Linked DNA regions of Homo sapiens: region 1 is linked to region 2. A link is a contact called in ENCODE Hi-C or POLR2A ChIA-PET data. All regions are on one chromosome and are shown on one strand. The core of a region is the stretch at or near the end of the contact, and the rest is flanking DNA. Distances in the headings are between cores, read along the strand shown. Region 1 has its middle 55 kb from the start of DNAJC6-AS1. Region 2 holds the start of AK4 (adenylate kinase 4).

The links. A loop is a pair of places that touch in the nucleus more often than their neighbours do. ChIA-PET counts read pairs that join two places held with the same protein, here RNA polymerase II (POLR2A). Pooled maps may share reads with other maps.
Region 1: a loop to region 2 is called in a map of naive thymus-derived CD4-positive, alpha-beta T cell, with 9 times the contacts of the local background. The contact joins the enhancer-like site here to the promoter of AK4 in region 2. A Hi-C loop is called at or near these places in 2 of 168 maps with a recorded cell type or tissue (naive thymus-derived CD4-positive, alpha-beta T cell and sigmoid colon), 6 of 37 single-sample maps with no recorded cell type and 15 of 50 pooled maps. POLR2A ChIA-PET finds 5 or more read pairs at or near these places in 2 of 52 experiments (WTC11 and activated naive CD4-positive, alpha-beta T cell).

What each region holds. Positions count from the first base shown.
Region 1 is chr1:65,252,536-65,256,132 of GRCh38, forward strand. No RefSeq gene overlaps it. Among named protein-coding and RNA genes, the nearest start is that of DNAJC6-AS1, 55 kb to the right of the region's middle. RefSeq lists silencers at 1,555-2,054, 2,145-2,214. Within about 2 kb of position 1,841, at least 14 of the 41 ENCODE cell types and tissues checked have a DNase peak (open chromatin) inside an H3K27ac peak, as active enhancers do.
Region 2 is chr1:65,146,562-65,150,191 of GRCh38, forward strand. AK4 (adenylate kinase 4) reads left to right here and starts at 1,642. Exons shown (of 5, transcript NM_013410.4): 1 at 1,642-1,991. The coding sequence starts at 1,847. RefSeq lists silencers at 809-1,048, 1,059-1,558, 1,939-2,238, 2,299-2,578 and enhancers at 2,172-2,890, 2,891-3,609.

The DNA of each region.
Region 1 (3,597 bases), core at 591-3,090, 110 kb after region 2:
AGAGCCTTAAAAAACAAAAACAAAAAACTACAAAACAGTGTCCAGTCTAGAGTCAGGTGGTATTGTATTTAGCTGCAATGTCTCTTCTGTCACCTTTTTTTTTTTTTTTTTTTGAGATGGAGTCTTGGTCTGTCTCCCAGGCTGGAGTGCAATGGCGCAATCTTGGCTCACTGTAACCTCCGCCTCCCAGGTCCAAGTGATTCTCCTGCCTCAGCCTCCCGAGTAGCTGGGATTACAGGTGCACGCCACCATGCCCAGCTAATTTTTGTATTTTTAGTAGAGACGGGGTTTCGCCATGTTGGGTCTGGAACTCCTGACCTCAGGTGATTCATCTGCCTCGGCCTTCCAAAGTGCTGGGATTACAGGTGTGAGCCACTGCATCCAGCCCAGTCACCTTGAATCTAGAATATCTCCATAGCTTTTCTTCTTATTTTATGACATTGATACTTTTGAAGAATACAGCACTTCCCTGCTCCTTTTAATAGTGGATTCCTCATTTTGGGTTTATCTGATGTTTCCCCATGATTAGCTTCATGCTGTGCATGTTTGGCCAGAATACTCCATAGATGATGTGTCTTTCTCAGCATATCACATCTGCAGGCATTCGATTTTCACCTGTCTCCACTGGTGATTTTTTTTTTTTTTTTTTTTTTTTTTTTTTTAGATAACGTGACTCTGTCAGCCAGGCTGGAGTGCAGTGGCACCTTCTCGGCTCACTGCGGCCTCTAACTCGCTGGGCACAGGTGATTCTCCCACCTCAGCCTCCTGAGTAGCTGGGACTGAAGGTGTGTGCCACCATGCCTGGCTAATTTGTGTCTGTGTGTGTGTGTGTGTGTGTGTGTGTGTGTGTATGCATTTTTGGTAGAGACGGGTTTTTGCTTTGTTGTGCAGGCTGCTCTTGAACTCCTGGGCTCAAGTGATCCGACTGCCTCAGCCGCCTGAAGTGCTGGGACTACAGGCGTGAGACACCGTGTCCGATCTCCACTGGTGATTTTAATTTTGGTCACCGATAGAAGCTCTTGTCTGATATTATTTGGGCCTACAAAAATGGCAATTTCATAATTTGACCTAACATAAAACCTTTTTACTGAGGTTTTAGATATCTAACCTGTACTCTCTGACGCTCGGTTTCCCTATCTGTTGAGTTTGGAGATTGTTTCTGCCCCACGAGTATTACTGGAGGGGTTAAATAAGATGATGTATGTAAAATCTGCCACATAAAAAGCATTCTATAAATATTAGCTATTATTATTGCAGCCAGGTCGTGTTCAAGGGCATTGGTTTTGATCTTCCTCTCAGTCTCTCCCAATTCCAAGCAAAATCTCAACAGAGACCAGTGATGGCATGGGGATGGGGTGAGGGAGCCTCACTTCTGCCATCTCAGTTTCCTCATCTGGAAAATGGGAAACGCCTCCCACACCACGGGGTTGCAATGAGGTTTCATGAAATGTGTGTAAAAGTAACTGGACATAGAACAAGTTCTTAAAAAATCATGTGGGTGACTAGTAATCTCTTGTATTAGGAAAACAGGAATATCTGTCAGAACTAAAACCACGTTCTAACGTGATGTTTCATTTTGAGGCGGTAGCACGGTGTGAGTAAACATCGTCAGAGTCTAGGGCTCTGGAATTTCTTTAGCGCTGTGTGATTGTGGGCAGATGCCTTACCCTCTCGGAGTGTGGAGTGTATGGTTTGTAACAGGGAGATAAAACGGGTGAGAGCCCCCTAGGACTCCTGTGTTAATAAAGGGTGCTAACGGTGCCCCCCGAGTGAGCGGCGCGGGCCCGCGCGCACCCGCACGCCTCGGGCGCCAGGCGCCGCCGTGTGGGCGGAGCCGGGCAGCCTCCCCTGTCGGCGCCAGCCACGGCTCCCGGCCCCAAGCTCCGCCCCCGGCGCGCATCTCCCAGCAGCGGCCCGGCACCTGGCAGACGCGCGGCGGCGGCGGCGAGCGGTGGCGCTCGGCTCGGGCGACCGCGGCGGGGGAGGGCGCGGCGCACCGATGGGCGCCACTGAGAAGGGAGGCCAGAAGAGCCGGAAGCTGTTTTCCTTGCGGCGGCCGTGGAAGGCGACCCGGCGGCTGTGGAGGCCACGCTCAGCTCGCCAGGCGGCGCAGGGTGAGTGTGGGCGCGGCCGGTCGGGACCTGTTACCCTGAGGCAGGGGCGCAGCGGCGGCGGGGCCGTCCCCGGCGGTCTCTCGGGTCGCGTTCCCGGCCCTGGGAGCCTGGATGCCTAGGCGACGCCCGAACCCGACCCTCGGTCGCGGGTACCGGGACCGCTGGGGAAGCGCAGGGGCTGATGTCGGCACAGTCTCCTTTCCTCTAGCCCCTGCTCGTTGCTTTGGCTCTGGACACAGGGAAGCCACGGTGGCGCGGCGACACAGCCTCACTGAGGTTAGCTTGTCCCCGGCCCCCAGCACCTGGCCTGGCGCCTGCAATGCAGTGCCTACTGGGGGAATGAATCAGAACCCGAGGCTCCCTTCAAGGTCCTCCCGCCCTGTACCCACCTCCTCTCTACCTGCCTGCGGTGATTTCGAAGCTCTCGCCACGATAAACTATTTCCAAGCACACTCAGTCCTGTCCTCGCCAGGGCCTCAACTCACAGCCAATCACTGACTCACTCCATTCATTCATTCCACAATTTTTATCGAGCCCCTCCATCTGCCTTGGCCGGAGAACACGATGGGCAAAGCCCGGATCTTGGAACTACTTCTAGAGAGGAAGACAGACATTACACACGCAAAACAGAGAAAGCCCGGTACACATTGCTATGTGCGCTTAGAGGGAATCAGTCTGCTGACAGAGGAAAAAAGGCAGGTCCCCGAGCTTCCATGGCAGGCGGACTGGGAAGGCCTCTCCGAGGCATTGCAAGTCAGCGGAGACCCGAGGACTGACTAGGAGTTACTCTAGCGTGAAGCCGAGTAATAGAGAATAGCAAGTGGAAAGGTTCCCAGAGTGCCTGAATTGAGCAAGGGGAAAGAGAGGGATGCAGGGCCTGGATCGAGGTCTGGGCAGAACATGAAGAGGAGTTCGGATTTTATTCTACGTGAGCTGGGAAAACACTGAAGTGTGCTAAGCAGGGAAGTGACCTGATCTGGGGGCTCCCGGCTTTTCTCTGTCTGCAGTGTCCATGCTCGCATCTCAGCCTGCCGGATTCCTACCCTCCTGCCAAGACTAGCACAAATGCAGTCTCCTCGCTGAAATCTCTGTGGTTCCTGCCACCTGTAACCCCTCCTTTAGCATTTCGTCACCTGTAGAGCGTTTGTCACTGTTCATCTGGTATTAAAGATTCCACATTCTCATCCATTTCATCTTTGCATCCCCCACGAGGCTAAGTGCAGGGCTTGGTACTGTGTAGATACTGCTTATGAATGTGTCTTGTCTTGTCCTTTTTGTCTGTTTCCATCATCTGAGGATCCTTCCTCTGGGGGGTTGACATGCCTTATTTCTAAAATGGCCGACCGGATGCAGGGCAGAGCCAGATTGCACCAGGACCCTGCCATCGATATAGTCCCCCTCACCCACCCCCGGTGTTTTGAGGATTAAATAAATTAATGAATTAAACGAGTTAGTAGTTATAAAGTGTTAGCACCTATTAAGC
Region 2 (3,630 bases), core at 392-2,891:
GTGTCCCTCACCTTCTCTGAGTCCTGGGTATTGGTGCTGGGAACTCTGCAACAGATTTCCTGAAGGCAGGTGGCCTGTGGAAGGAAGGCAGAGGAGGGGGCCTGCAGAATGCAAAGGTGTACGGAAGGCATCTCTGCGCCCCTGCTGAAGATTTTTCACTTTATCCTGAAGGGAAGACAATATCTGAGGCCGGGAAATAATAAATATTGATTTTCACTTTATCAGTATTCCTGGCAGCTGCACGGAAAATGGAATGGCACAGAAACTGGAGTCTTATGGGCACTTATCCCACTAGTTGGGGTGGGAAATTAAAGGCTGTGTGTAAGGTGGGCACAGATCTAACAGAATGTGGATTGGGATATGCAGGGGAGGGTGGAGTGGGGGAAGACAGACTCCATTTGGACTTGGTGAGTTATAGGTGCAGCACCAGCATAATGCGCATGGAAGTCCTGGAATCATTTACCAAGAAGGTCCTGAACACAGGTGAGGGACATCCCCTTCTTCCCTGTTCCCTAAGGCGCCTAGACTTTGGAGTCAGTCAGTCTTGGGTTCCAGCCTCCCGCTAGGACGCAATTTCTTGAGAGCAGGATTCGATCTGTTGTTCACGGCTAGATCCTAAGCGCCTAGAATAGTTTCTGGCACACAGTAGGCACTCAATAAACATTTGCAGAATGAATCAATGAATGAATGGTCACGCTCCATTCCTCGGCTGTAAACACAATGAAATCACCTAGCCGCAAACTTGGCGCACAGTAGGCGCTCAACAAGTTGTATTTTTCCCTTCCCTTGCAGTAGACCGCGGTCCCCAGGCGACCGCGAAAGAAAAAAAGGGGTTTCTCTACCTCGCGTGGTCTGCACCTCGCTTCGCCCCCGCAGCCCTCGCTGGGTCGCAGGGAGCACGTGGGCCAGGCAGGCTGGGTGGGAGTGGAGTGGAGTGGAGGGGAGGGGGCGGCGGCCAGCGGCTCGCGCGGAGCCGGTCTCCCGGGCTTACGTAAGGCGCGAGTCCCGCGCGGCCGGCCGGGGCTCCGCGACTGGGCGGGCGGAGGCGGCGCCGCCCTGCAGGATCCGGGCTGGAAGCCTCTCGGAGTGCTGCCTCCAGCCAAGGTGTGTGTTTATTTGATTGCTTTTGGTGGCGAGGCGCGGGGCTCGGGCTCGTCGCGCGCCCCATGGCCGGGGAGCGCATCCGCCAACCCCGGGCGGAGGTGGGCCCCTCCGAGCGCGCGCGGGCGGCGGGCAGCGGCGGCAGCTGAGACTCCGGGGGATGTGACAGCCGCCGGGGAGGGGACGAGACGCAGACCACACGTTGCCCACGTGCGAGGACCGGGCAGGGGCTCAGCCCCTAGGCCGCCCGGTGCGTGGGGCGGCGGGGGCTGGCTTTGAGTCACCCCCGCTTGTGCCAGCTTCCCCGGCTCGGCGGAGACTGGCTTGGGGATGCCTGGCCGCCCGGCCCCCTTCTCGGACGCGGCGTGGGGAGCGAGCTGGAGTTAAGGATGAAGGTGGGACTGGCCGGGCCGACCTCTGACCCCTGGAGGCCGAGTCGGCAGGGCGGGGCACGGCGCGCTTCAGCAGCTTTGCGTGGGGGCGAGGAGGTGGAGGAGGGCGAGGAGGTGGAGAAGGGCGGGGAGGTGTAGCGTGGCGCTCAGTCCGCCTGCTACTCGGTCCCGGCGCTGGGCTGAGGGGAGGGGTTGTCTTAAAAGTCTCTCCTTCCCCCTGTAGGGGCGGCCGGCGAGTCCCAGTGAGAGCGGAGGGTGCCAGAGGTAGGGGGCCGAGAAACAAAGTTCCCGGGGCTTCCTCCGGGGCCGCGGTCGGGGCTGCGCGTTTGACCGCCCCCCTCCTCGCGAAGGCAATGGCTTCCAAACTCCTGCGCGCGGTCATCCTCGGGCCGCCCGGCTCGGGCAAGGGCACCGTGTGCCAGAGGATCGCCCAGAACTTTGGTCTCCAGCATCTCTCCAGCGGCCACTTCTTGCGGGAGAACATCAAGGCCAGCACCGGTGAGGGGCTGCGGGGACGAGGGCCGGGGGCGAGCCGCGTTGGGCTGGGGTGAGGCCCTGGAGGGACTGGGGCTCCCGGATCACGGCGCCCTTCCCCCGCCCGCGTGTGGTCGTGCAGGCTCGTACGTGCCGGGGCGCATGCAGCTGGCGGCCGCGCGGCTTAACCGCGCCTGGGGAGGAGGCCGAGGCTCCAGGGGCGGCCGGTGGGAGGTGCCCACGGCTCCTCTCCACCGCTCCTCCTGTCGCGAGGAATAGCCCGAGCCACCCGGCCGAGGGAACGAGAACTAGGCAGGGAAAACCCGGAGCTTCCGTCTCACGCTGCCCTCCTTAAGGCAGAGCCGTCCCCGTACCCCTTAGCCCTGGCCCCCTCCCCCGAGTCCCTAGAGAGCCGCGCGCCCCCTCCCGCGGGAGCCCAGAGGCGGAGCGCCGCCCACCTGTGGCAGTCGGGCGGGGCCGCGCGCCGGGGAACCTGTGGCGCCGGGGGGCTCGCAGCCTCGCGCCTCTCCAGCCCCTCCACGCAGCCTCGGGCCTCGGGGCAGAGCCCTGGGTGGCTTTGAAAGGCCTGTCTGTTCGTTGTCGCCTTCTAAGGTAAACTCTCCCCAGCAACTCCCCCCCCTCCCGAAGCCGCCGGGCCTGGCCGTCAGGAGACTCGGAGGAGACTCGTTCTGATAAATTACATTTTGTAATGCAGCTTTCCTGGAAATGGCTTCTTGAGCTGCCTCCCTTGGCATGAGATGCCTCCTTTGGCTGGCGTGGTGAACTTGGGGATATATAGATCGCCTGATTTCTTAGTCTGACGGGGTTGAGTGCGTCCCTTTCCCCCTCTCCTCCCACTCCACGTTCACACCAGTTCCGAAAGAATTGGCGTTAAAAGGCGAGAGGTAGCGGTTGTGCTGCTGCGAGGCTCTTAACCCTTCTGGGATGGAGATGCTGGTAATTAGCAACTCCTTTATGAAAAGTTGTTCTTCCCAGCAGGGGTCCTTTACTGTCGATGTACTTCTCAAGGATGTCCGGGCTGGTTATTGCCCATCATGGACTAATTATCCGGAGATCTGCATTTCAGAAGCACAGACTGGCTTGAAAAGGAAGGTGGAGGACAGTACCAGAAAACAAAAGGAAAGCTTAAAAGCAAGGAATTAAGAAGTATCTCCAGAATTGTATTCCTTATCTCTTAAGCAGATTGAAAAAGCGGACTTTTACAGGAAACTCTTCCCCCACCCCCATGTCTCAAAAGGAAGAATTATGTGTACCAGATTGCACTTGAGTTTTCTGTTGTGGGTATTGTTACCTCAAGTGCGCCTATTTTGATTTTAATACATTCACATGCATTTTATTCTTGAAATGCTGCGGTTTGAGGGGAGAGCGGCCTGAGGGGGAAGGCTGGCTCTCATCCTAATGGTTTTGTGTTTAGGTTGGGCTTCTTCATGGTAGGGGCATGGAGTCAGTGAAGGAAGACAGTGAGAAGAGATGAGCCCATTCCATAATTCTCTGTACCTGACTAGGAGACTTGTTTCCTTCTATGAGCCCATTCCATAATTCTCTGTACCTTACTTGGTGACTTGTTTCCTTCTGGAATGAAGGGCTTCACACTGTCCATCCTGGGACTGGACTCATAGCCCTTTCCATGTTTAAAGAGAGT